Linked DNA regions of Mus musculus: region 1 is linked to region 2. Evidence: chromatin loops called from intact Hi-C (ENCODE). Cell type or tissue: left cerebral cortex. All regions are shown on one strand. Links, peaks and the distances in the headings refer to the core of each region. The heading gives the core; the rest is flanking DNA. Region 1 overlaps B4galnt1 (beta-1,4-N-acetyl-galactosaminyl transferase 1). Region 2 holds the start of Agap2 (ArfGAP with GTPase domain, ankyrin repeat and PH domain 2).

Region 1 (11,506 bases), core at 3,507-11,506, 92 kb before region 2:
GGCACTGGGAGACACCTGTCCACTGGTGAGTGGCCACACTGCTCATGACTTTGCTTCTCTTTGGGATGAAAATAGACAGGGACTTGAGGCATACCCTCATCCCTTGAGATAGGGTCTCATTTTATAGTCTTAGCTGGTCTGAAGCTCCCCACAGACCAGGTGGTCTTAAACTCAGAGATCCTGCCTCTGCCACTTGCGTGCTGGGATTAAAAGCAGGGGTCAAACACACCTTAGCAAGGCTGCTACTTGGAAGCTTTGGGGCTGTATTCCCCTCTGCCCCCTTCCCTCTCCTACTTGCCACCTCTCTTGGGATCCACAACCCATTTCCACCCCCTTTGCACAGAACTCTGTCGCCTCCCTAGGCTTGTTGGAGTGGGTATAGAGGCGACAGTTTACAAGGATCTCCTTGTCCCCTGTGACATTTGGTTAAAAGAAACAACTTGAAGGGACCATGACCTTGAAGGGAAAGAGGTGCACAGTGGCTCACGGTCCAGTGAGAGCGTGAGGAAGGGGCACTTTTTTTTTTTTTTTTTTTTTTTTTTTTTTTTTTTTGCCAGTGGGTACACTCTTTTCTCCTTGCCCACTGGTTCCATGGGTGCGCTCTTCCGCATCGGTTCCTGGCTGCTGCACCAGCTCGTGATCCTAAGGTCTTCTAAGAGAGCGGATGGGACGCATGTGAGACTCCAGAACTGTGCGAGTCACGGCTGCTGCTCTGCCCCAGGCTGCACGAATGCTAATCTCTGCATTTGGCCCATGACTGCAGGAACTTTCGCAGTACTCAGTCTAATGACCGGTTCTGTAGTCGAGAGGGTGGTGCCCGAACCCCTCGCGGGGAACCTCAGTGGAATCGAAAGGGAGCAACTGGAAGCTCGGAGAGTTGGGGCGGCAGCCGCTGTGGCCTTCGGGAGTGGGGCGCTAATGGTAAGCGAGGACTCGACCCGGGTGAGGACCTTAGATGAATCCACCGAAAAGGACCAACACAATTGTGCCAGAGGATAGAGGGGAGGATAAAAACACCATTGAACTTGGCTTCCAGTCCGGAGTGGCAGATATATCGTGGGGAAGCTGGTGCACTGTGCGGGCTGGTCTGTTGGAGGTTTCGCACCACGCCCCGACCCCACCTGTCGCCGCCTTCTCTACAGCTGGGGATGTTCGTGCTGCAGCTTGGTGTCCTGTCCACCTTTCTATCGGAGCCTGTGATCAAGGCGCTGACCAGCGGGGCCGCGCTGCACGTGCTGGTGTCCCAGCTGCCAAGCCTCTTGGGATTGTCTCTCCCACGCCAGATCGGCTGCTTTTCTCTCTTCAAGGTGGGGGTGGGGAAAGAGGTTTCTAGATGTCACGGGAAAGGGTGGCTCGATAGGGACGGTGGGTGAAGGGGTTAAGATAGGCAACAAGGAATGAATGCAAGGAACTATGGCGCTGCGTGAGAGCGCTGGGGACGTAGAAGCCTTGATGGCCTCTGGAAAGAGAGTTTTGCCCCGGCCTAGTGGGTTGGTATTGAGTCTCTCGGGGTCAGTTAACGCTGGTACCCGGCCTTTGCACACTGTCCCTGCCCGCAGACGCTGGCCGCGGTGCTCAGCGCCCTGTCCCAGAGCAGTCCTGCAGAAGTGACCATCTCGGCGCTCAGCCTGGTGTTGCTAGTGCCAGTCAAGGAACTAAACGTGCGATTCCGGGACAGGCTACTTACTCCAATCCCAGGAGAAGTTGTCATGGTGAGGGCGGCTCTAGATCCCTGGACCCCGCTGTATCCGGATCCTCCCCATCCAGTGAGATCTAGAGGCTGTCGCCCCCTTGTGGAAATCTCAGGAGTCACAAGCGAGAGATCACGGTGACGCGTACTTTTCCAAGCATCTTTCCAGAGCAGTTGAGCCATCCGAACTCCCCCGCTACACATACACACACCTGAACTGTTCCACTACCGGAGTCGAGCGTCAGGCCTCTCTTTGCTCCTCTCCTTCCTTCCCACTGCACTTTTTCTCTCCTCGGGGACCCTCACTGTAATTCCTTTCACTGCCCGCCCAGATAACTCCTCCAGTGTAAATGAATGCCACAGCTTTCCACAGGCAACTCACATGTGCTCTCCGCTTAGAATGGCTCACTTGGCTCAAGTGTGTCTTTTGTGTCCATCAATCCCAAAGGACCTCCTCTTAGATCCTTTGTCCCTCTCTCCGGGCAAACACGGACTCTTCCTTCAGTGTAGGTGAGTTAGTCTGTGGCCTCATCAGCTGCTACACTCTAGAGAGGCCCCCACACTCGCAAAGGGATTCTCTTTCATGTTAAACCTCTTTCTTCTAAACCGGGCAGTGGTGGCACACGCACTTGTGAGGCAGGCGGATTTCTGAGTTCGAGGCCAGTCTACAAAGTGAGTTCCAGGACAGCCTGTCTCAAAAACAAAACAAAACAAACAAACAAACAAAAACCCAACACAAACACACACACAAAAACAAACAAAACGAAACAAAAGGTGTGATCGTTTTCAGGTGCTTCTGGCTACGGTGCTCTGCTTCACCTCTTCCCTGGACACAAGATACAATGTCCAGGTAGTGGGACCATTGCCTGGAGGGTAAGAGAAAGACTTCGCCCACCTCTCCCAAGATACCCCTCCCCTGCCCCGCCCCTTCCTGTTTCCTGTCTCCTCTGTTCCCTGTAGCACCGGCGGCGGACCCACCCTTATCCTGGCTTTCTCCTTCCCTAGATTTCCCCAACCCCTCCTCCCCACCCTGGATGAGCTGCCCAGGATACTGGCCGACTCCCTGCCTATCTCGTTGGTGACTTTTGCTGTGTCCACCTCTCTGGCCTCCATCTATGCAGACAAGTACAGCTACACTATTGAGCCCAATCAGGTGTGACTTAATTGTGAATGTCATCCCTTTTCAGAGTTAAGCCCCTTAGCCTCACTCCTCCCCACCCCACCCCACCCCGTGCCTACGTCTTCCCCATCTTCATCCTGCTGTGTCCTTCTAGGAACTCCTGGCCCACGGTGTCTCCAACCTCATTTCTTCTCTCTTCTCTTGCTTTCCCAACTCGGCCACACTGGCTACAACCAGCTTATTAGTGGATGCTGGTGGGAATACACAGGTAAGGGTATCCTTGAGAGGATGAGGAGAAAGGATGGGACATTCAACAGGGGTGGCAGGAGAGAGTGGGGAACAGGTGGATAACCCAGGATTTAGCATCTACATATTCCAGGATGGTAATGGGATTATGAAGAGGAGGGTTAGACAATAACGGAACTCCATGAGGACCTCTGTTGGCCGTAAGCAAAAGCTACAATGCCTCAGACCTGATTAAAAATAAAAACAGTAACATCAAGGTGTTGTATTACATACCCAGAGTTCTGGAACTAGGAAGGCTGACAGAGCAGAGGATTGTCTGGGGCTCAAGGCAGGCTGGGGCACATAGTGACTGTGGAAAGGGGACTGCCACCATTCTGTGGAGATGGCTCAGTGGTTAAAGCAGAAGCATTAGCACAGGGGTTCAAGCCTCCAGGTCCATGGGTATGGTGACCTGTCTAGAAGGCAGGGATGGGGGCAGGAACCCAAGAGCTTTGGGTTCAGCTGAGAGATCCTGCCTCGATGAATAAGGTGATGGGGGAGGAGGCCCAGTGTGGAATTCTACAAGAACTGGGACACAGGTATGTTGTCCCTGCACACACTTGTGCTTCTACGCACATTCAAACACACACACACATACCTATAAATGTAGGAGATAAAATAATTCTGATGGTTCTCATAAGGATCTCAAAAACAAAACAAAACAAATCAAAACAAAATAAAACCAAAACCTTCGGGTTGGAGAGATGGCTCAGCAGTTAAGAGCACTGGCCACTTTTCCAGAGGTCCTGAGTTCAATTCCCAGCAACCACATGGTGGCTCACAACCATCTGTAATGGGATCTGATGCCCTCTTTGTTTGTTTATTTGTTTGTTTCGAGACAGGGTTTCTCTGTGTAGCTCTGGATGTCCTGGAACTCACTCTGTAGACCAGGCTGGCTTTGAACTCAGAAATCCACCTGCCTCTGCCTCCCAAGTGTTGGGATAAAAGGTGTACACCACCATTTCCCTGCCAGATGCCCTCTTCTGGTGTGTCTGAAGACAGCGACAGTGTAGTCATGTACATAAAATAAATAAACCTTTTAAAAACCCAAAAACCAAAACAACCAAACCACAACAGTAAACAAAAAGAAAGAATGGTTACATACCACTCCTACCTTTATATGTTTTGTTTTCCCTGCTATATCCTACACAGATGGCTAGCCTGCTTCTCAAAGCATCAGTACCAAAAGACCTTTGCAGATGGCGATGGGCTATAAGAATGGGGAGGTTGAACTGTGCACATCTGGGAGGGACTGGCAAGTGATAGACATTTAGCTGGGGGGAGGGGTTAAGTGTGATTGGCAGAACATCAAGAACGGGGTGAGAAGGGCATTTTCTGTGTTGATGGAGTTTTGGGAGGAAGGAGACTTTTCTGGGGGAGGAGGGAGAGTTTTGAAGAAGATGAGACAGGCTAGTCGGCCAGGGAGAGAAGCTCCCACTCGGGTCGGGGTGGAGGAGTCTCCCTGTCTTGTCTCTGTCTTTCCTTCCTGCAGCTGGCAGGCCTCTTCTCCTGCGCAGTGGTCCTGGCAGCGCTGCTGTGGCTGAGGCCCTTCTTCTACTACCTGCCCAAGGTAGGGTGGGAAAGAGGTGCACGCTCGCTGCGTGTGTGAGTGGAACCTTTGTCCTGACAAAGGCCTATCTTCTCCATCTCAAGGCTGTCCTGGCTTGCATCAATATCTCCAGCATGCGCCAGATGTTCTTCCAGATGCAAGAACTTCCGCAGCTCTGGCACATCAGCCATGTGGACTTTGTGAGAAATGGCAATATGCCAGGTTGCTAACCCCCCAAGCGCCCCGGTTTTGCCATGGACCAAAGTTGACCACCCTAAATTCTTTAATCCGTGCAACCTCCAACATACAGACCTCATACATACATTGGGGGAAAGGAGAGGGTGGGATGTGATTCGCCATGCCTGCGTGTTTGTTTGGAGGTATTTTGGAGTGGGTTCTGAAGATTGAACCCAGAACCTCATAAATATTAGGAGAGTTCCCTACCACTGAACTACACCCCCAATCCAGACTCCCGGGTTGCCCAGGGTCTGGTGTTATATTTGGTGTGTAGGCTTAAGTGAACTCGTCTGTCCACCACGCTTCCTTTCCCTTGCTCATATTTGTCCTTGAACCTCCGTTCCTTCTGGAGAATCCACCCATATCCATGTCCCTCAGGCTGTGTGGATAGTCACGTGGGTGGCTGTCGTGACCCTGAATGTGGACCTGGGCCTGGCTGTGGGTGTGGTCGTCTCCATGATGACAGTGGTCTGCAGAACTCAGAGGTGAGCAGAGATGGGCACCAAATGAGGGAAGGGGGATAGGTACCCTGTGGTGACTACAGCCAGGCTAGACCAGGCCAGGCTGAGGCTGGGACTCTGACTTGAGCTTCTTTCCTAGGGTGCAGTGCCTGGAGCTTGGATTGGCTGAGGGGACGGAGCTCTACAGGCCAATCAGAGAGAGCCGTAAGGTGGGTGGGCTGTATATAGCCTAAGAAGGCAGGAGTGATCAGACAGGCCGTTTCTAACAGTCTTACCCCTTAGCTCCTCCAAGTTCCAGGTCTTTGTATCCTGAGTTATCCAGCACCCCTCTACTTTGCAACCCGTGGGCAGTTCCACCGAATCTTGGAGTGGCATCTGGGGCTTGGAGAAAGAATCAAGGTGAGGATTTTGGTGGAGGAGGAACGTGGACCCTCTGGGTTTGGGAGGCCAGTGGGTTCTGAGGATGGCACTTATGTGATCTTGTTGTCTTTGTTTACAGCCAGGTAGTGTACCTGACAAAGGTGAGGTGGGCTGACAGAGGGAGAGAGATTCGGTCATGAACCACGGAGTTGGCTGGCACATCTGCTTCCTCCCTCCTTAGGTGCTGAGCCTGTCAGAGTGGCGATCCTAGACTTCAGTGGTATCACTTTTGTAGATGCTGCAGGGGCCCGGGAAGTGGTCCAGGTGAGGGAGTGGTCAAACTCAGGAAAAGCTCCCAGTCATCCCTCTTGCACCCTCGATTTGGGTTTAACCCCTCTTTGATTCCTGCAGCTCACCAGGCGGTGCCAGGACGATGGGATCTACCTTCTCTTGGCTCAGTGTAATGGTTCGTGGAGTGAAGAATAGAGGGTTGGGAGGTGGAGGACTGACTGGACACTTGTAGGGTGGATGTAGAGGCCCCAGCCCCTGACACTTTTCCCACACAGCCTTGGTGCTCGAGACCTTGACCCGGGCGAGACTCCTGGATAGCGTGTCTCCAGAACAACTCTTTGTGAGTGTCCAGGATGCTGCTGCACATGCACTGGAGAGGCTGGTAAGGGGGAGGAGCATCAAGAGTGGGAGCCAGGAGGTGCTGGGCTAGAGTATGGAATAGATGAGGACCTGGGGACAGGGATTCAGAGAAGGGACTGAGGAAGATCAAGGGGGAAGTAGAGAGAAGCTGCCTAGTAGATTGGAGGGCAGGGGCAGGCACATCTGTGATCCCCCAGCACATGGGAGGCAGAGGCAGGAGCATTTCTATGAGTCTGAGACCAGCCTGGTCTAGGGCAGTCAGAGCTACATAGAGAGACCCTACCTCAAAACCCAAATGAACCAATCTATCCATCCATCCAACAAACAAACAAACAAACAAACAAACAAACAACCTAGCCAAGTTCAAGAGTCTGGGGCAGGCTGGTGAGATGGCTCAGCGGGTAAGAGCACTGACTGCTCTTCCAAAGGTCCCCAGTTCAAGTCCCAGCAACCACATGGTGGCTCACAACCACCCATAATGAGATCTGATGCCATCCTCTGGTGTGACTGAAGTCAACTACAGTAGAATAATATTATATATTATATTAATAATATACAATAATAAAAATAAATATTAAAAAAAAAGAGTCTGGGGCACCCTTTACCAAGGGTGGAGAACTGAACTAAGGTTTCCAAAGGGGTGACATGCTACCAGATTACTGGTAGGTCTCAGGGAATATGGTACCCAATATTCCCTAACTGTCCACTTTTCTTCTCCAGAAACCTACTGGCCCAAAGATTTGCACGGTGTGGGTCTGACCATGCACTTAGAGTGTGAGAGGGCCCAACAGTCCGCGTGTGAGGAAGGCCACGGTCCTTGAGCTCCCCCCACCCCAATGCAACCAATAAAATGAAGCCGAGAATACCAGAAGCCCGTGGAGTGGGTCTCGGCATCTACACGTGGAGCTCTCCCATCCCCCCACAAGCCCCGCCACACCCAAAGTACCACAGAGACACAAGTAAAAATGGCTTTCACCGTGTGTTCACCAGCCCCACAGAACTACAGTCACAGTGCTTTCTGTGGGGGTATGTGGGAGCCGGTACACACGGTGCTGGATCCAGAGCTGGGGTGGGGTGCATGTCCCTGGGGTTGCAAATTGGGAGTTTCCCTGCCCACCTCGGGAGGTGAGAGTGTTTCCACTTGAGGGTCTTAGAGTCCTTCTGGGCTCTTTGGCACTTGGAAAGTGAACCTCCCCATTTCCTGCCCCATAGGAATGGGGTTGTGGGAGGACTTGGCACTGGCTGTGGGGGGAAGAGGATATGGCTCCATCGGGCCTCTGGTCGCTCACAGAAAGGAAGGGTGTCACCAGGACAAGCCCCTGTTAGGAATCAGATTGGTGGAGAGGATCGGGAAGCCAGGGTGTTCATCAGTGGGGTGCACAGGGATGGAGGTGGTGGTGGATAATCCTGGAAGGAACAAGGAGGCAGGCCCAGCCTGACAGTGTGAAGGCCCAAATCAGACGTCACTCGGCGGTCATGCACTGTAGCCGGTGTTTGAAGAAGAGTAGGCGATGTTTGGCCACTTGACTTTGGTCCAGTGATCCCGGGTACCGGTAACGGGCATAAGTTTCAGCTCCTGGGTCTTTTGCTGTCCACGGCAGCTTCACCTTCGATGCATGATCCACAACAACATCAGAGCAGGAGCCAACACGAAGGAAACCAAGTCCATCCAGGAAGAATTCTGGGGTGAGGGTGGGGAGAGCAACGGTTAAAAGCTCCTGAGGGGAGAGACGGCAATCCTTACGCTGAACTGAAATACAGGGCTCAGAGGGCAGCTAAGGAAAAACTATGTTGCTGAGGACACTCTAGCTTCTTTTGCTCTGATTTACTCTCGTGTGGGGTTCATTTCAATAAATACCAGTTCACTCCCTCTGAGTAGGGTCTGAACTGGGGAAGCAGCTGGCAGAAAGGTAACCTTTGCAGTGGAGAGGAAGTTCAAGGCTGACCGGCACCTGCGCTGTGTGAGGTGTTAAGTGGGATGTCCGGCAGAAGGAAGTGGAGGTTTCAAGTGCAGACCTTTGTCAGCCTCTCTAAACTGCTCTAGGGAAAGCGCAGAGGGTGGTGGGAGGGTTCAAGTGGCAGAACCGCGCCTGGTCCTTCCCATTCCTACGCACTGCCAGGAGGGGGCGCCGCTCACCCAGATGTGCCACCCGGTTGAGGCGTGGGTCAAAGCCCACTTGGCGCACTTTGTCTGTGCGCGCCAGGAAGAAGTTGACCACGCCGTCTGTGACCACACAACTTGGGAAGCCAACGAGCTCGTGGTGGAAGCCCTGCTTTTGCCGGAAGCAGTTCCCAAGGCCTGGGGCGCCCGGCTCCACACTCAGCAGCTGCCGGTAGGTGGTAGCGTAGCCCGAGATCTCCCGCACCGCGCCCCCTACCTGCAGGAGGCGAGAGGATGCTCCAGCTAAGACCAGGTCCCCGAGAGTAGAACGCTTCCTCCCCGCGCCCCTGCCCCACCCTCGCCCTATCGAAACACACAGGGCCCACACTACCCCCCAGACTCGCTTCACCTTTGGACGTCCCGCTCTCCCGTCTCCCACCCCACATCCGGCTCTCCTCCCCTACCAGGTCCAGGGGCGTCTTCTCGAGCACGTCCACAAGCTTCTCCAGCCGCGTGCGCGCCGTGAAGACAAAGTCGTCGTCCACCCACAGCACGTATTTGGTGGTTACTTGGGACACCGCCAGGTTCCGACCTGCGAACCAACCCTAGAAGAGTTGTATATGGTTGGGAACAGAAAAAGCCTGACATCTTTTTCCCTCTCCCCGCACTCAAAACAGCCTGTGTCCTGCTCTAGACTTCTTAGAGCTTTCCGATGACCGGAAACTAGGTTTAAAACTTCCCAGAGGGTCCCAACCCTTTTCCTAGACATTTTGAGCCCTTTGGGGGAAGGGTCTTGTATTTCATTGCTTCGTGCATACATCCATTGTATTGCTATAGGTATTAAGCACCATTTCAAGAATGCGGAACGAATAAGATAGGCAGGATTCCTGATTCCGAAGCCCTTGTGATAGGCACACATTTGTTTGAGGGAAGTGGTCCTTAATCAGCACCCTGGAAGCTGTTGGCTGAGGCACGCCCCCTTCCCAGAGTCCTCTGGCGCCCCCGCTCTGCTTTGCGGGCAGCGCACCTTGCCGAAGGGCATGAAGTAGTGCTCCACGTGTGGGTCGCTAATGCGCTCCGGTTTGTCACTGTCGTCAGCGATGACTATGGTGACCGTAGGGTAAAAGCGTCGGATGCTGGCAATGAGTGTCCGTAGTCGATCATAACGAAGAAAAGTCTTGGTGGCAATGGTAACCAGAGCACTGATGTTGTACTCGGCTGAAAGCAAGGTGTATTGGCCAGTGTGAGGGGGCGGGCGGGGGTGGGGGGAGAAAGAGTGGGAAAGCAGCCCCACCCCCACCCCCAGGGCCAACCCCCTCTTTACTTTCCTAATCCCTGGAGCCTCAGCCTCACCTCCTTGGGGTAGGGATGATGGTGGGTACAGCCGGGGGTTGGGAGGGTGTCTTACGAGGATGGTGAAGGCAACTTCATGTCCCTTGGTGGAGAACCGGACTGGGAAGAAAGGAGGTGGAATTGGGCCCTTAAGGCTAGAAGAGCACTCTCCTTTCAGCGGCCAGTATTTAAACTCTTAATCTGTGTTCTGCCTTTTCAGGCCTTGGTGGGCAAGATCATACCGTTCTGACTTCTGTGGAGCTTGCATGTTGTTTTGTGGTATTAGGAATTGAACTTAGAGACTAACACGTGCTTGGCAAGCACTCTACCGCCCAGCTGGGAACACCCAGCTCTCCTCCCAGCACCATGGTTGCGGAGGATGACCTTAAATTTTTGGAACCTCCTGCCTGTGCCTATTGAGTGCGATTGCAGGTGTTATTATCTACAGATGTCTCCTAAGGAGAGACATCATGTAGGGGTGCCAGCATCTGTGCAGTGCTGGGAACTCAACCCCTGGTCTTGTGCATGCTAGGTATAGCATGGTATCCGTTGAGCTACAGCTTCTGCCCAGAAACCTTACAGCTTAGGAGGTGGAACAAAGACAATGAGATTCTCGACGCCTCCCACCCCACTTTGGTTTCTCGAGTCTGGGTCTTGCTTTGTAGCCCTGGCTGGTTTGGTACTTATTGCATATAACCCAGGCTTGTTCCAACACTAAGGCAATTCTACCTGTCTCAGTTTCCTAAGTGCTAGGATTATATAGATAAACATCACCACACATAGATAAAAGATAACTTTTTAAAAAAGTTAATCTTTACAGCCGGGCAGTGGTGGCGCACGCCTTTAATCCCAGCACTTGGGAGGCAGAGGCAGGTGGATTTCTGAGTTCGAGGCCAGCCTGGTCTACAGAGTGAGTTCCAGGACAGCCAGGGCTACACAGAGAGACCCTGTCTCGAAAAACAAAACAGAACAAGTTAATCTTTACTGAGCATTTACTACATGCCTCACACACACACACACACACACACACACACACACACACACATGCACGCTCTTGCTATGTAGCCTAGGCTACCCTTGAAATTTCTCTCCTCCTCCTATGGCTTCCCAAGTACGAACATTACAGGCATGGATCACTATACTTTCCTCTGTGCTGCACAGATTTAAATTTTTCTGTAAATTGGGTGTGGTGGCATACATCTGTAATCCTGGGATTTGGGAGGTAGCAACACCAAGGAGCAGGAATCAGGCTCTGCTGAATAGTGAGTCTGAAGCCAGACAGAGCTAAATAAATGAGATGGTTTTCAAAACAAAACAAAACAAAACAAAAAAATTGAAAATGTGTTCTAAATAGATGAAGCCATTTAATCTTCATGGTAATCTTACTAGATAAACTATTGCAGGAAACTAAGCTTAGGCACAGAAAAGTAAATTGTCCATATTTTACAACGTCAAAGCTTAGGCTGAGTAAATAAGAAACGTCTAGTGTAAAAGCGGAGGCAAGGGACATTGTTTCAAGCAAACAGGAGACGTCTGAGCCCAGATGTAAACATCAAGAGGGAGCCAACCTTGAAAGCAAACAAACAAACTTAGGCAAAAACATTCCTGAAAACGGCAGATGCAAAGGCCCTAAGGTAGGCGCAGGTTCAGAAAAGCCAGTTTTGGAGAAAAAAAGGAGGAAGGGTGAGGGAGCTTGGCAAGGTAAGTGTTGGGCTAGAAA
Region 2 (12,262 bases), core at 1,997-9,996:
GGTTGTGAGCCTTCATGTGGTTGTTGGGAACTGAATTTTAGGACCTCTGCTCTCTCTGGTCAGCCTCACTCGCTCTGTTCAACTCCACTCGCTCAGTCCCTGCCCAAAGATTTATTTACTATTAACCACACCGATGCTGTCTTCAGATTCACCAGAAGAGGGAGTCAGATCTCATTACCGGTGGTTGTGAGCCACCGTGTGATGGCTGGGATTTGAACTCAGGACCTTCGGAAGAGCAGTCAGTGTGCTCTTACCCAGCCCTCAACATTACTTTCTAATCCCACCCACTTCTTCACTTCTGAATTTGGTATCAGTTCCAGACACCCCAGCTCACCTGCCCAGCTACAGGAGTAGATGCAGCTGAATGGCTTGGCGAGCTAGGCAGGGATTTGCAAGCAGCCAGGAGTTGTTGTTGTTTGCGCAAGGTCACCACCTTCTGGGCCACTGAAGGGACAGGGAATTGGAGGAATCACTGGACAGGTCCCCACAGCCACCTCTGAGAAGTACCCCGGCCGTAAAATCGCCCCGACTTCCTCGTCACCAGAGCCTATCTATGCCTAGACTGATTCTCCAGCCCAGAAAGCATCTGTAAATTAATACAGCTCTCTATAGGTCCCCAGACCCCTCCTCCCTCCCAGAGGCCAATTTCCTGTCACTGGGAAACACAGAACTGGATACTGGGTCTCCAGGATATCACAGGCTCTCTCGATTTGCCCATCACACGCTGAGACTCCCATGCTTGCTCACCCTCCTGGAAGACCCGGTCCACATTGAGCCCATAGGTTGCGCAGGTCTCGTAGTAGCTACAGCGCTTCATGTCCGTGCACAGAGCCCTGGCTCGAGCATCACCCACCACTCGAGGAGATGATGCACTGATCCTGTCTGGGAGGACAGGAAAGGGGCAGGGCTGGCAAGGTACTCTTCCTTCTCTGTTCATGATTCCCTCTGACACCTGTGTGGAGCCCAGGCTAGACCTCCCAAAGCTAGAGTGTGGGAGACGATCTGTCCTCAAGTGGACTGTTAGTGTCCATACCCTTTTGTGAGTTCTGGGCCAAGCCCAAGTTAGGTTGGTTTCTGTCTCTCTGTGTATGCCTGTCTGTCTGTTTGTGGGTCTATCTGTCTGTCTGTCTGTCTCTCTCTGTGTATGTGTGTGTGTGTTTCTGTTTGTATATATGTGTATATGGCTGTCTGGCCGCCACATGTGTGGTGTGTGTGTGTCTTTTTGTTCGTGTGTATGTGTATGTCTGTCTGCCTGTCTTCCACCCCCATGTGTGTGATGTGTATGTGCATGTGTCTTTCTGTTTGTGTGTATGTGTCTGTCTATCTGTCTGTCTCCCCCCATGTGTGTGGTATGTGTGTATGTGTGTGCATGTGTCTTTCTATTTGTGTGTATGTGTATGTCTGTCTGTCCCCCCCATGTGAGTGTGTCTTTCTGTCCTTTTGTGTGTGTGTGTACTTGTATGTCTGTCTGTCCTCACCTATGTGTGAGGTATGTGTGTGTGTTTCTGTTTGTGTGTATGTGTGTCTGCTCCCCCCTATGTGTGGTGTGTGTGTGTGTGTATGTCTGTCTGTCCCCACCTATGTGTGAGGTATGTGTGTGTGTTTCTGTTTGTGTGTATGTGTGTCTGCTCCCCCCTATGTGTGGTATGTGTGTGTGTGTGTGTGTGTTTGTTTATGTGTATGTGTATGTCTCTGTGTGTATGTGTGTGTTTCCAGGCAAAACTCCAGAGGTTGAGTTGGAATGTCCTGATGATAGCTGAGACTCACAGGTGATAAACATCCATCCTGAACCGGAGGGAGAACAATGAGAGGTGAACGCCTATAGGTAACAGGTGGGCTGTTCCTTCTCCAGTCAGAAACCAGGAGACAAGAGACAGGTGGAGGTCTGTGCCTGCAGTGGCATGTGCGGCCACACGGAGCATCCTGCCAGCCGGGCAGAGCTGGCTAGTGACAGCCTAAGTGCTTCTGAGCTCCTGCTAGGAGAACTCAGTCTTCTGCTTACCTGGTTTCCTCCATAGTCCCTTGTTTGCAGAGAAATTTCTTTTAAACAGTGTCAGCCTGACCCAGCTGAAGGGAAAGACTTTCTATCCACACCAGGACTTGACATTTTCTGTGTGTTCCATGGTAGTGGTGTCAGAAATGGCAATGTGAACACAGGGGTAGGTAACATTTCCAGAGGGGGACAGAGATGGCCATTACAGCTGTCCTGCCCTCTCAGGCTGTCCTCCCTTCTCTGCTCAGACCTTGGGGAGTTTGTTTGTTCATTACTTCCTTATTTGGGCATCAGGCTCCCTCTAGAGGGATGCTGGAATCTAAATAGGCAGCCAGACACTTTCCAAATTATCAATCATGGTGGGCAGTACTTATCTACCCTTCACCCTCCTCTACAAGCAGGGCTTCCACGTCCTCTCCTTACCTTGGGTCCCAACCAGAGCCAGGGCCAGACCTCCTCGCCCCTCCCCCCGGAGGGAGCTCAGCTGCCCATGGAGACGGCTCACAGCCTGGAAGCTGCTCTCATCCTCCAGGCTGAAGACGAAGATCACAGCATCTGCCCAGCCTGAGAACTTGCAGGGGACGAGAAAGCAATCAGGGGTCACACAGGCCCACTCCCTCTGGGTACCATTCAGGATCTCCTAGCAAGCCAGGGAATGAGTGCTTCTGAATACCGACCCTAGGCAGCCTGCTGTCGCCACTGCCTCACCTTGGCATCGGGTGCCCCTGCTTCCTCCCGGATCAGCACCAGATGGGTCTGCCCATCCACTAGCATCTCCTTCTTGTACTGCTCACCTGCCCAGAAGAAGTTTAATGGGTCAGAGGGCAGCTCACCAGACCTCCTCACAGCCCCTTAACTTTAGCTCTTGCTTGGGCCTTGAGTGCCATCATGGTACCTGCCCAGGCACTAGCTCCCAGCCTTAGCTTACTGTGGCTCCTGAAGACTTACTCTCAATCTTCTCCAGCACCTGGTATGAACCCGTGAGGAATCTATGGATGAGGGACGACTTCCCACTCCTGACATCACCCAGCACACCCTAGAGGAGAGACGTGGCACAGAGACAGTAGGAGTTACCAAAGGGTAAGATGCTGGGTCTGTTCATGACCAGGGACTGGGCAGTGTCAAGCCATCAAAGGACCTTCAGAGCTTCCAGTCAACTGAGAAGGGTAGGGCATGCCATGGTAAGAAATGGTTCCACAGCTGAAGCAGACCACAAACTGAGCAATGCCTAGTTTGCTGTGTGTGTTGCTTAATCACACATTAAACATGTTTGTGCAGCAAGGCTTAGGTCTAGGCGTTAACTGCATTTGCCCAGTTCTTGGCAACAGAACACCAAGAGGTTTTGTTTGTTTGTTTGTTTTGTTTTTTAAGCTAGAAATGAGAAGCTGGGACAAACTGAAAGTGACTTAGAGAAGCTGTGAATATGTATGGAGCAGATCCCTCAATACTGCTCTGATGCTAAACTCAAAGAGTTCTTGGTTTCATGGAGAGGAACAAGGCGAAGCAAAGCAAGAGAATTAAGAGTTCCTGGGAGATGTAAGCCTTCCCTGCATGCAAGCCAAGAGACTGGGCTACCTACCAGGCGCAGTTCGGGAATTGATCGGCTCAAAGTCCATTCCTGGCTATTAACCACAGCCTCTGGAAAGGGAAAGCTACAGTAAGAAGGGAGAGTCTGGGCTAGGAGGACTCCTGTCCCCTGCCACTCTCTTTACTGAGGGGCTCACCTAACCCTGAGTGAGGACCCTGCCTGCAGTGGCTCAGGTCTGAGTGGTCCCCAGTCCTCCCATCCCAGCCGCTCTCCCCACAGCTGTTGCCACCACTCAGTGGTTGCTTAGCAACAGAGCTAGCAAGACAAAAATACTTCAGTTGGCATCTCCCTTAAACACATCCCCAAACGTGGGTCCTTGCCCCAGACCCGACTAAGACTTTACTAGCAATGGTTTCCCTACACTACAGAGAATAGAGTCCCCCCTCACTCTCCCCCCCCCGCAACATTCTTGGAGCAGATCCAAGAGGGAAGGCCTGGGTCCTAGAATGGAATGGGTCTTCTTACATCTCCGTTTCACACAAGATAGGTGAGGGCTTTCCTGCCCTTTTTCAAGGTCAGTGGTACAAGTAGTTCTAACCCCTGTCCATTGCCCAAGGGAGACAAAACTTAGGTTTTCCTCTGCCTAGACCTCCATGGCCTCCGAAAGAACGATGGGGGTAAAGCGCCATTCTCAAGCAGAGAGAGAAACCACAGGCCTGGGGAGAAAAGATTCTCCTTGCACCCGCCGGGTCCAGCCCCCGCGCCTGACACTGGCCGGACGTTCCCGGGGCGCCGCAGCTGCGGCGGGAACTCGGGGATCCGGAGCCATCTGCTCCCACCCGCTCAGAAGCCAAACCCCCCGGGGCCGCCCCCGCTTCCAGACCCGCCTCCCCTCCGGGGAATGTGAGCGGAACCGAGTCGTCGGTCGCACCCCCTCTCCCAACGCGCCTGTCTCTACCAGTTAGAAAATAATAATAAAGGCACCCCACGGGAGGAAAATTAAATAAATAAGGCGACCTCTTTGTATGGCCTCCCAAGTCTCCCGGGATAAGAATTGTCTTAGCAGCAGTTCTGCCCCCTGCCTCACACCGGGGTCAGCCCCGGGCGGGTTTCGGCGCCGCTGTGGGGCGGGGGTGGGTAGTGCGGGAAGCCAGGCTTCCTATCTGCCCCCTCTCAGTTCACATTTAAATCTGCACGTTCCAGCCCACGCTCGCTCAAGAACCGCCCAATCCACCTTCAGTGCGTGGAAAAGCAACCAGCCCGCTGTCAACCCAGGAGACCTGTCTCTGGCGAGGAGCTGCCAGCAAGGTCACTGCCACACCACCTGTGCCTGTTACTCAGGGGAAACTGAGGCTTCCACAATCCCTGCACCTCCAACGTCCCTCCAACACAAGCAAAGCTCCTATCGCCTTGTTTGCAGAATCCAACCAGAGCTGGGATTGGGGCCTGAGGCTTCTGTGGGAGGATTTCCTACAGTTGGCATCAACAAGGCCATCATCTCCAGGAAAGCACAGACTCGCTCGGAAAACACCCATCTCAGTCTCCTGGCTTCAGGACCTCTTCCTATCCTTGGCCCCATCCTTTGGTAGAGGAGCCTGCCTCCTCCATCCACCCAAGAGCAAGGCACCCCTCATTCTTACACAGTGTCCCCTCATCCCAAGTAAGCAATCAGGTGTCTCAGGCCCTGACCCTCCCTACTCACTAGGGGAGGTGCGTAGTTCTGCTCCCAGCAGCTCCCTGGACCCGCTGCTGGAAGACAAGCCTTGGGGTCCGGGAAGGGGCCCTGGACCAGGAGGCCCTCCTGTGCTCTTGGTGAAGATACCGCTGATAAACTTGAGCATCTTGCGGTCACGAGTGGACGCTCGGCCGCCCTCCCGGCCCCTTTTCAGCCCTGGAGCTGGTGGCTCCAGAGTGATAGGGGGTGCAGGCCCGAGGGGCTGCGTGGAGGTGGCAGTGACAGAAGTGGCTGGAACTGGGATTGCTGGCACGGTGAGCGGAGGAGAGCCGGCACTGGGTCCTGGGTGTAAGTCACTATTGTCCAAGGTCTTACTCTTGCCTTTCCGAGGGGACAACTTCCCTCTGGTTCCAGCCCCAGCCCCGACCCCACCAGAGGTCGTGACTGCAGCGCTCCCTCCCCCGCCGGCCGCAGCGGCAGAAGCTCCAGTCCCGGCGGTGCTCTTTGACCCCTTGACCCTGGGTTTGCCCTCGCTTTCGGGCCATGACAGGCGGCTGCCTGCGCCCTTGCCCCCGCCGGCTTTGGCTCCACTAGTGGTCACGGTCTTGAAAGGCTTGGGAGCAGGTGGAGGAGGCGCCACCTTGAGCCTTCGGCTACCGGTGCCAGGATGCGGGGAGGACGAGCCCGGGACTCCGCCACCCGTCCGGCCTTCAGGTTCCGGACCCCCCCAGCTCGGGCTGCTGAGTAGAGGGCGCCGGGAGGAAGAGGGGGCGCCTCCCGGCTTGGAGTCCGGGCTCAGCCCCCCGGAGAGCGGGGGTCCCGGAGGGGCGGCCCATAGGGACAGTCGGCGGCCCGGAGCCGGGGAGACCGGGCGAGCCGGACTGGCCGGAGCCGGGGACAGCGCGGGGGGCTCCGCACCCCCGGTGCCTGCGCTGCTGGTACTGATCCACAGCGCATCCTGCCGGTGGAAGAGACGCTCGTGCCGCTTCTTGCCGGGTTCCTCCGAGCCTCGGGGGCTGCCAGGATCTCGGGGCTCGGAGCCTCTGGCCCCGGGGGCGCCGGCTGCGGCTGCAGATGGAGAAGGCGGCGGCGGAGGTACCGACTCGAGCTTGACCAGGGTCAGCGAGATGAGGTAGGTCGTTGTCCGGCGCTGAAGCGCGCCCGCGCCCCGGCTCATGGGGCCCGGAGACCCCCGAGCTGGGGAGGGGAGGGGACTCCCCGGGTATGCCTCAGGGGGGCCCGGCCATGGGGCCGCCCTGCTCGCTGCCCCCAGCCCCCGGACCCCTCTGAGCCCCCGGCCCGGCTCCGCTGTCGCCGCCGCCTCCGCCGCCTCCTCTTGCGCCCCCCTCCCATCACATGGGGCGCCCCCTCCCCATGCTCCCCGCCCTGCGCCCCCACCCCCTTGGAGCCCCGGGACCTTGGTGCTGCTCCAGGGAGGCGCGCCGGATCGTGCACCCCGGTCTGGGTGGGGGCGTTGAGATGGGCGGAGGAGGGTGGAGAGGACAGTAGTGGGGGCAAATGGGGATGAAGGGAAAGAGGGTAGAAAGGGGGACAGGGGCCTGGGGGAGAAGCTTGGGTGAGGGGAAGGCAGGGGCGGGAATGCGGACTCAATGGGCAGAGGCCGCAGATGCAGTGGGAAAGGGGGGTCTTGAGGGTAGAGACTAGTGGGGCTGTCTGTGCGGGGGATTCGCAGGAGCACGGGGAGGATGCTAGGGATGGAGCTATTGGAGGCGGTGAGGGAGGAAAGAGGGAACGGGAGGAGATAGGAACCCACGGGTCTGGGGTCTGGGAGGGGAGGGGCGTGGATCCTGGAGAAGAGTAGGGGGGGGGGTTCGCCCGGGATCGGCTCGGTCCGGATGCGCGTTGTGTCCGGGCGCTCCCCTCACATTGAGGAGGAGGCGGCCCGCGGGCCCCCCCACCCCATCTCTCCTCCCCCCCCCCCCCAACACCGCTGTCTGCTAGGGCGGTACAAAATCCAGGACTGGATTTCCCTCCCAAAACCTGGACTGGATTTCCTGGTACTTGGAGTCACCTCCACCAACTACCTAGCCCCCTCATTTCTCACACCATGATTAGGGGACACGAATGTGGACTGTGACATTTAGGGACAAAGGTAAAAAAAACTGAACTATTGGCTGGACAGGTACAGGAACAGAGAGAACTCTTTGTCCCCGTCAATTCTGGGGAAGCTGAAATGGGCTATCCCTTCCCAGGGCCTTTCCCCTTCCCCTCGCAGGGTACCTGGGTGAGTCTCCCTTCTCATCACCCAGCTCCCTCTCCCACCCCGCTCCCACCCTATACTGAGTACTTGCACTGCGCCTTGAACTCATTGTCCCAAAGTGAACTTGGAAAGTGTCCCCAGGGATGGGGACAAACAAGGAACTTAGAAGGGTAGGGAGGGGGAGGGGGTTTGCCTCTGGAGGGGAGAAGCTTGAGGGCTTCTGAGCCCAATCAGCAGCATGAGTCAAAGGCCCAGCTCAAGGTGGAAGAAATACATCTACCGACTGACACCCCCCCTATTCCAAAATGCATCTAGTCTCCATAGCAACCGTAGCTCCAAGAGTGCCTCCGAAGCAGCAGCAGGGATAAGCGGAGAGGAGGGATCAGTGTGTAGGATGGGTGGGAGACCAATCAGGGGATGCTGGTTAGTGAAGGCCTTACTCTCACACCTGGATACCCACCTGCGGGGGGGGGGGCGGATTTTGCTCCCTGGACACAAGGAACCCCCTCAGCTGAGCCAGCGGGAGCCAGCCTTTTAGGTGTTTCCATTCAGTGTCCTGAGGTCTATGTAGCCCGGTTCTTACAGCAGGTGTGTGTGTGTGTGTGTGTGATGGGGGTGGGGGGAGGCAGAGCGAATGGACACCATTTGTGCTGTGTCCCCACCCCTTTGGGGGCTTTAGAGTTCAAGGCTTTGTCCTCCAGAGGGGCAGAGAAATATGAACAGTTAAGCCCTTGCAGAAGAGAGACTGAGACCCCATGGAGGGAGGAGAGATGCTGGAAGGAAGGAAGATCTCCCTGAAGCCTTGGAGACCCCTGCCCGGGATCTGGAGAGTCTCCGCGGTACTTTGATTTGGCGTCCCACCCTCTTGACGCAGCCCAGACTATAATAAGTGCTGCCGTGGGCGGCTCTTGGAGGCAGGAGCCAGCACCGTGTTCTTCGGCCTGGTAGGGGGTAAGGGTTGGGGGCTGAACCGGGATGCCAGGAGTCCTTTTGTTCTACAGAGACTCATTCCCACTCTCTCCCAGATCCCATCTTTGAGGTCAATGGTTTTTTTTTTTTTTTTTTTTTTTTTTTTAGGGATTGCCCATCAAACATCCTCAGGGCAGGAGACCCACCCTAATTTTTCCATGAAGGAGACAATTTCATAAATGAGAATTGTTAGCTTTTTAGTATTTGGGGGTGGAGTGGTCTCAGTTCGCCTTCATATTTAGTGTGAAAAGAATTCTGTCTCAGAAGAGAACAAATTACTTAGGAAGAGCACAGCTTTGCCAGGTGGTGCACTCTTTTGAGGAAGCTGAGGCAGGAGGATGACTCAAAGTTTGAGGACAGCCTGAGCTACACAGAGAGTCCAAGGGGAGCCCGAGATAGAGAGCAGGACCCAAATTCAGACTCAAAACAAAAACAACAACAACAACAACCCCCCCCCAAAAAAAACCCATAGTGTCGGACTGGTAGAGCCCTTGCCTATCACGATAGGAGGCCTGGGGGCCCTAGGTTTTATCCCCAGCAACACACACCACACACAAAGATACAGAGAAACGTCTATCAGCCTCCACTCTCTCCTTACCCTACTTTCTTTCTTCCTTCCTTTCTTTCTCTTCTTTTGGATAGCTGAGTCTAGGACTTGCTCTGTAATCGAGGCTGCTCTAGAACCAAGGTTGTGAGATTATGGTGCTAGGGACACTGGGGTGCCCCATCACACTAGCTCCCCGCCCCCCCCCCCCCAGGACTAAGAGAATTCCTTTGCCTGGTCCCAACCCCATGCTGTTCCAGACAAAGGTGAAATCTAGAGTTTCCCCCACTAGGCAGTCCTGTGGACTAGCCTCCCTAGGACTTCCTTTCTCATCACTGTGGCTATCCGGGAAGATGCAAGTATATTTCCTGTCAGAGGCTTGTGTTCTGGAGCTGAAAGAGACGCTAACTTCAGAAGGGTAATGAGAAGACAGAGGCGTGGAAGCTATCCCACTAAAACCCTAAATCAATCATGCCTGCCTCCAAATTGTGCCCTGGTGTCAGAAGGTGTTTGTTTGTTTGTTTTGACACTCCCTTCCCAAAGAAGTAGCTGGGAGCAGAGAGGTCTGATAACTGGAATGATCAGGGTCTGATGGAGGACGGGCTTGTTTCTCCCTGACATAATTCACAAGCAAGAAAGCCAGCTTCTTGGGAATCCAGAAATGGATGGAGTGTAACAGCCCCCCAGTTCCTCAGTGCTGGGCCTCATGGATGGAGAACAGACTTGCCAGGGCCCCAGCACAGGATCCAAGGCTACAGTGGGCAGGAGGATGTGGCGGATGCTGTTGCCATGACAGCACTTCCTCCCAGTGTTGTCATCAGTTACTCTAATGGCACTAAGGAGGTAGAACGGAAGGAACCCAAGGGGAAGACAAGAAGGGGAGACAGAAGGAGAGGGGACTGAGGCAAGTCCTGGGGTCCTTGCTGCACTGCGGCTGTATAAAGTGTGGAGTCTTAAGGGTTAGTGTGTCTGGGAACCTGACATCCTTTGTGGTGTATCCCCCCCCCCCCCCGTGTGTGTGTGTGTGTGTGTATGTGTGTGTGTGTGTGTGTGCTTCTCTACAGCTGGAGAACAAGAGGTCACTGATCTTTAGTGGGTCCTGGGAATGAACACGTTACCGAGTCCCAGAACCTTCTGTCCCGACAGCTTCCTGTTCTAGACTCCTCAGACAGGGACTCCATCTATCGGGTCTGTCTCCCCAGTGTGTGTCCACTCTCTGCTGCCAAGAAGGTCAGTCCCACAGTGACCCGTACTCTGTTCAGAGTTGGGCTTTGGGAAAAGGAATAATAATACCCCCCCATGTCTTTTCCCATCTCCCCTAATGTCTTCTTCCCAATTCCCAGCTCCATCTCAGGAACGAGGAAGTCAATGCCTGAACAGCCAGAAACTCTGTTAAGACACGCACGGCTAAGCATTTCCATGCCCTGTACTGGTCCCCAAAGCAGCCAAGTTAGGGACTGATGCATCTCTTACCTCGTACGCTGTCCAGTGAGGCCTGGATGCCAGCTTGGAGTTCGGGGTCACTCACTCTCTCTGCCAGCTTCCTGAGTCGGCTCAGAGCTTGCTTGGCCACCTCATGTCGCCTGACTTCTGCTCTTACTGTGGCTATAGCCAACTGCCTCTGGGCATGCATGTTGCGCAGACTTGCCTTGCCAGACTACCAACCACCTCTGCTTCTGAAGCCCATGACCCTGCAACCCCCAAACTTCAGAAGGCCCCTTCTGCTGTGCCCCAGAACTCCTCGACCCTGCCCGCCCTTCCGTCTGTCGGCCTCACTTCCTGACTGGTGAGCTTCAAACCCACAACCCACACTGCACTACCTCTTACACCTCCTGCCCCCTCTAGCGTTGGCCCTTCAGCTCCGACAGCCAGCCCCGGTTATGATTGCTCAGTCAGGTGAATGGAGCAACCTTAATAAGCAGTCCCACTGCCTCAGTGGGAGGTAGCAAATTAAGATGGCCGTGGATTCTGGGAGAATGTGGCCAGTAGAATTTCAGGTAGGATCCATACTCTTGGTGATTTGCAAATTTATCTTAGAGAAACACAGAAATCAAGGCTGGAGAGATGGCTCGGTGGTTAAGAGCACTGTCTGCTCTTCTAAAGGTCCTGAGTTCAAATCACAGCAACCACATGGTGGTTCACAATCACCCGTAATGAGATCTGATGCCCTCTTCTGGGGTGTCTGAAGACAGCGACGGTGTAAGTAAATCTTTGGGCCAGAGTGAGTGGGGCCAGAGAGAGAAGAAAAAGTGTCTGAAGACAGCTATAGTATACTTACATATAATAAATAAATAAATAAATAAATAAATAAATCTTTTAAAAAGAAAACCACAGAAATCCATATACAATTACTTGGTCTGTCACCACAGAGGCCTACATGTGCTGGAGAAATATCTCAGCCATTAAAGATAAGGCTGAGTTACCTGTCTCTCTACACATTTCTAAAGGCTTCCCTTAGTCAGCTACTCACTATAACCATAAAAGATCCAAGTAGTTATGGGGTGAGTGGGTTATAGGGGAGAAAAAAACCTATAACCTGACAAAACTCTATGCTCCAAGTTCAGTTTCTAGCACAGTAATTAGCACGTATAACATGTAATCATTTACAGCATACTTTCATATATATTCACAACAAGCCCAAAGGGTGGGATCATTTATCACTAATATGAAGAAGTGGAAATTATTGTTCAGAAAGGCCAGTCAAAGGTGAACAAAAATCTAATTATACTTGTAATTTGAGACACACATAGTGAGGTACTTGCCAACTCATAACTCAGTACCATTGCTCTGCCCTCCATTTGTGACCTGAAATAGAAGAAGAATGAGCAATTGGTGGAGAAAACAGAGATAACGCAAGTTTGGAGTCATGGGTAATGGGTAGTTTGGCCCAGTAAGTATTATTCTTGGCATGTGTATGTGTGTATGGTGTTCAGAGGCATGTGTGATCCCATGTGTTCTGGTTTCATTTCTCTTACTGTGATACAATACTCTGTCAAAAAGCAACTTAGTCAAAAAGAGTTTGTTTCAGCTTACAATTCTTAATCAAGAGCAGAGGGAGCTGAATGTATATATACATATATGCTCTTATACAGTTCGTGACTTCCTGCCTAGGGAGTGGGGACACTCACAGTGGACTGCTTCTTCCCATATTAATTAATGAAGACAGGCCCATAGCCCAATCCAACGGAGACCCTCTTCCCAAATGATTCTAAACTGTGACAAGACAGCTAAAACTACCGTTCACAGGATGTGTGCATGGGAGTACATGTACACGTGTGCCTTTGTGTGGGTTAGCCCAGAGGTGACTGCTCTCCAATTTGTTTATTGAGGCA

What was found. A loop is a pair of places that touch in the nucleus more often than their neighbours do. Peaks named below come from ENCODE experiments on the same cell type or tissue, not always from the same donor. Only the 100,000 strongest peaks of a DNase experiment are listed, where the experiment ranks them.
Region 1: a loop joins it to region 2, with 2.9 times the contacts of the local background. A loop is called at or near these places in 5 of 42 quality-filtered maps.

What each region holds. Positions count from the first base shown.
Region 1 is chr10:127,168,144-127,179,649 of GRCm38, reverse strand. B4galnt1 (beta-1,4-N-acetyl-galactosaminyl transferase 1) reads right to left here. Exons shown (of 11, transcript NM_008080.5): 7 at 9,808-9,906; 8 at 9,482-9,672; 9 at 8,919-9,059; 10 at 8,491-8,731; 11 at 7,310-8,034. The coding sequence ends at 7,817. It overlaps Slc26a10 (solute carrier family 26, member 10), which reads left to right. Exons shown (of 18, transcript NM_177615.4): 2 at 1-25; 3 at 764-921; 4 at 1,143-1,307; 5 at 1,560-1,712; 6 at 2,481-2,563; 7 at 2,696-2,843; 8 at 2,965-3,078; 9 at 4,588-4,665; 10 at 4,749-4,844; 11 at 5,260-5,366; 12 at 5,482-5,551; 13 at 5,625-5,741; 14 at 5,842-5,845; 15 at 5,944-6,026; 3 more. The coding sequence ends at 7,112. Among named protein-coding and RNA genes, the nearest start is that of Slc26a10, 6.7 kb to the left of the region's middle. In left cerebral cortex, for the core only: CTCF peaks have their summits at 8,486 (motif pointing right) and 9,469; DNase peaks (open chromatin) are centred at 8,507, 8,662 and 9,449; H3K4me3 peaks cover 457 bases.
Region 2 is chr10:127,073,733-127,085,994 of GRCm38, reverse strand. Agap2 (ArfGAP with GTPase domain, ankyrin repeat and PH domain 2) reads right to left here and starts at 7,088. Exons shown (of 19, transcript NM_001033263.5): 1 at 5,224-7,088; 2 at 3,573-3,631; 3 at 2,942-3,029; 4 at 2,702-2,787; 5 at 2,417-2,564; 6 at 748-882; 7 at 335-444. The coding sequence starts at 6,373. In left cerebral cortex, for the core only: CTCF peaks have their summits at 2,257, 4,631 and 6,154; DNase peaks (open chromatin) are centred at 7,175, 7,732, 8,280, 9,680 and 9 more places; H3K4me3 peaks cover 5,087 bases; H3K27ac peaks cover 6,988 bases.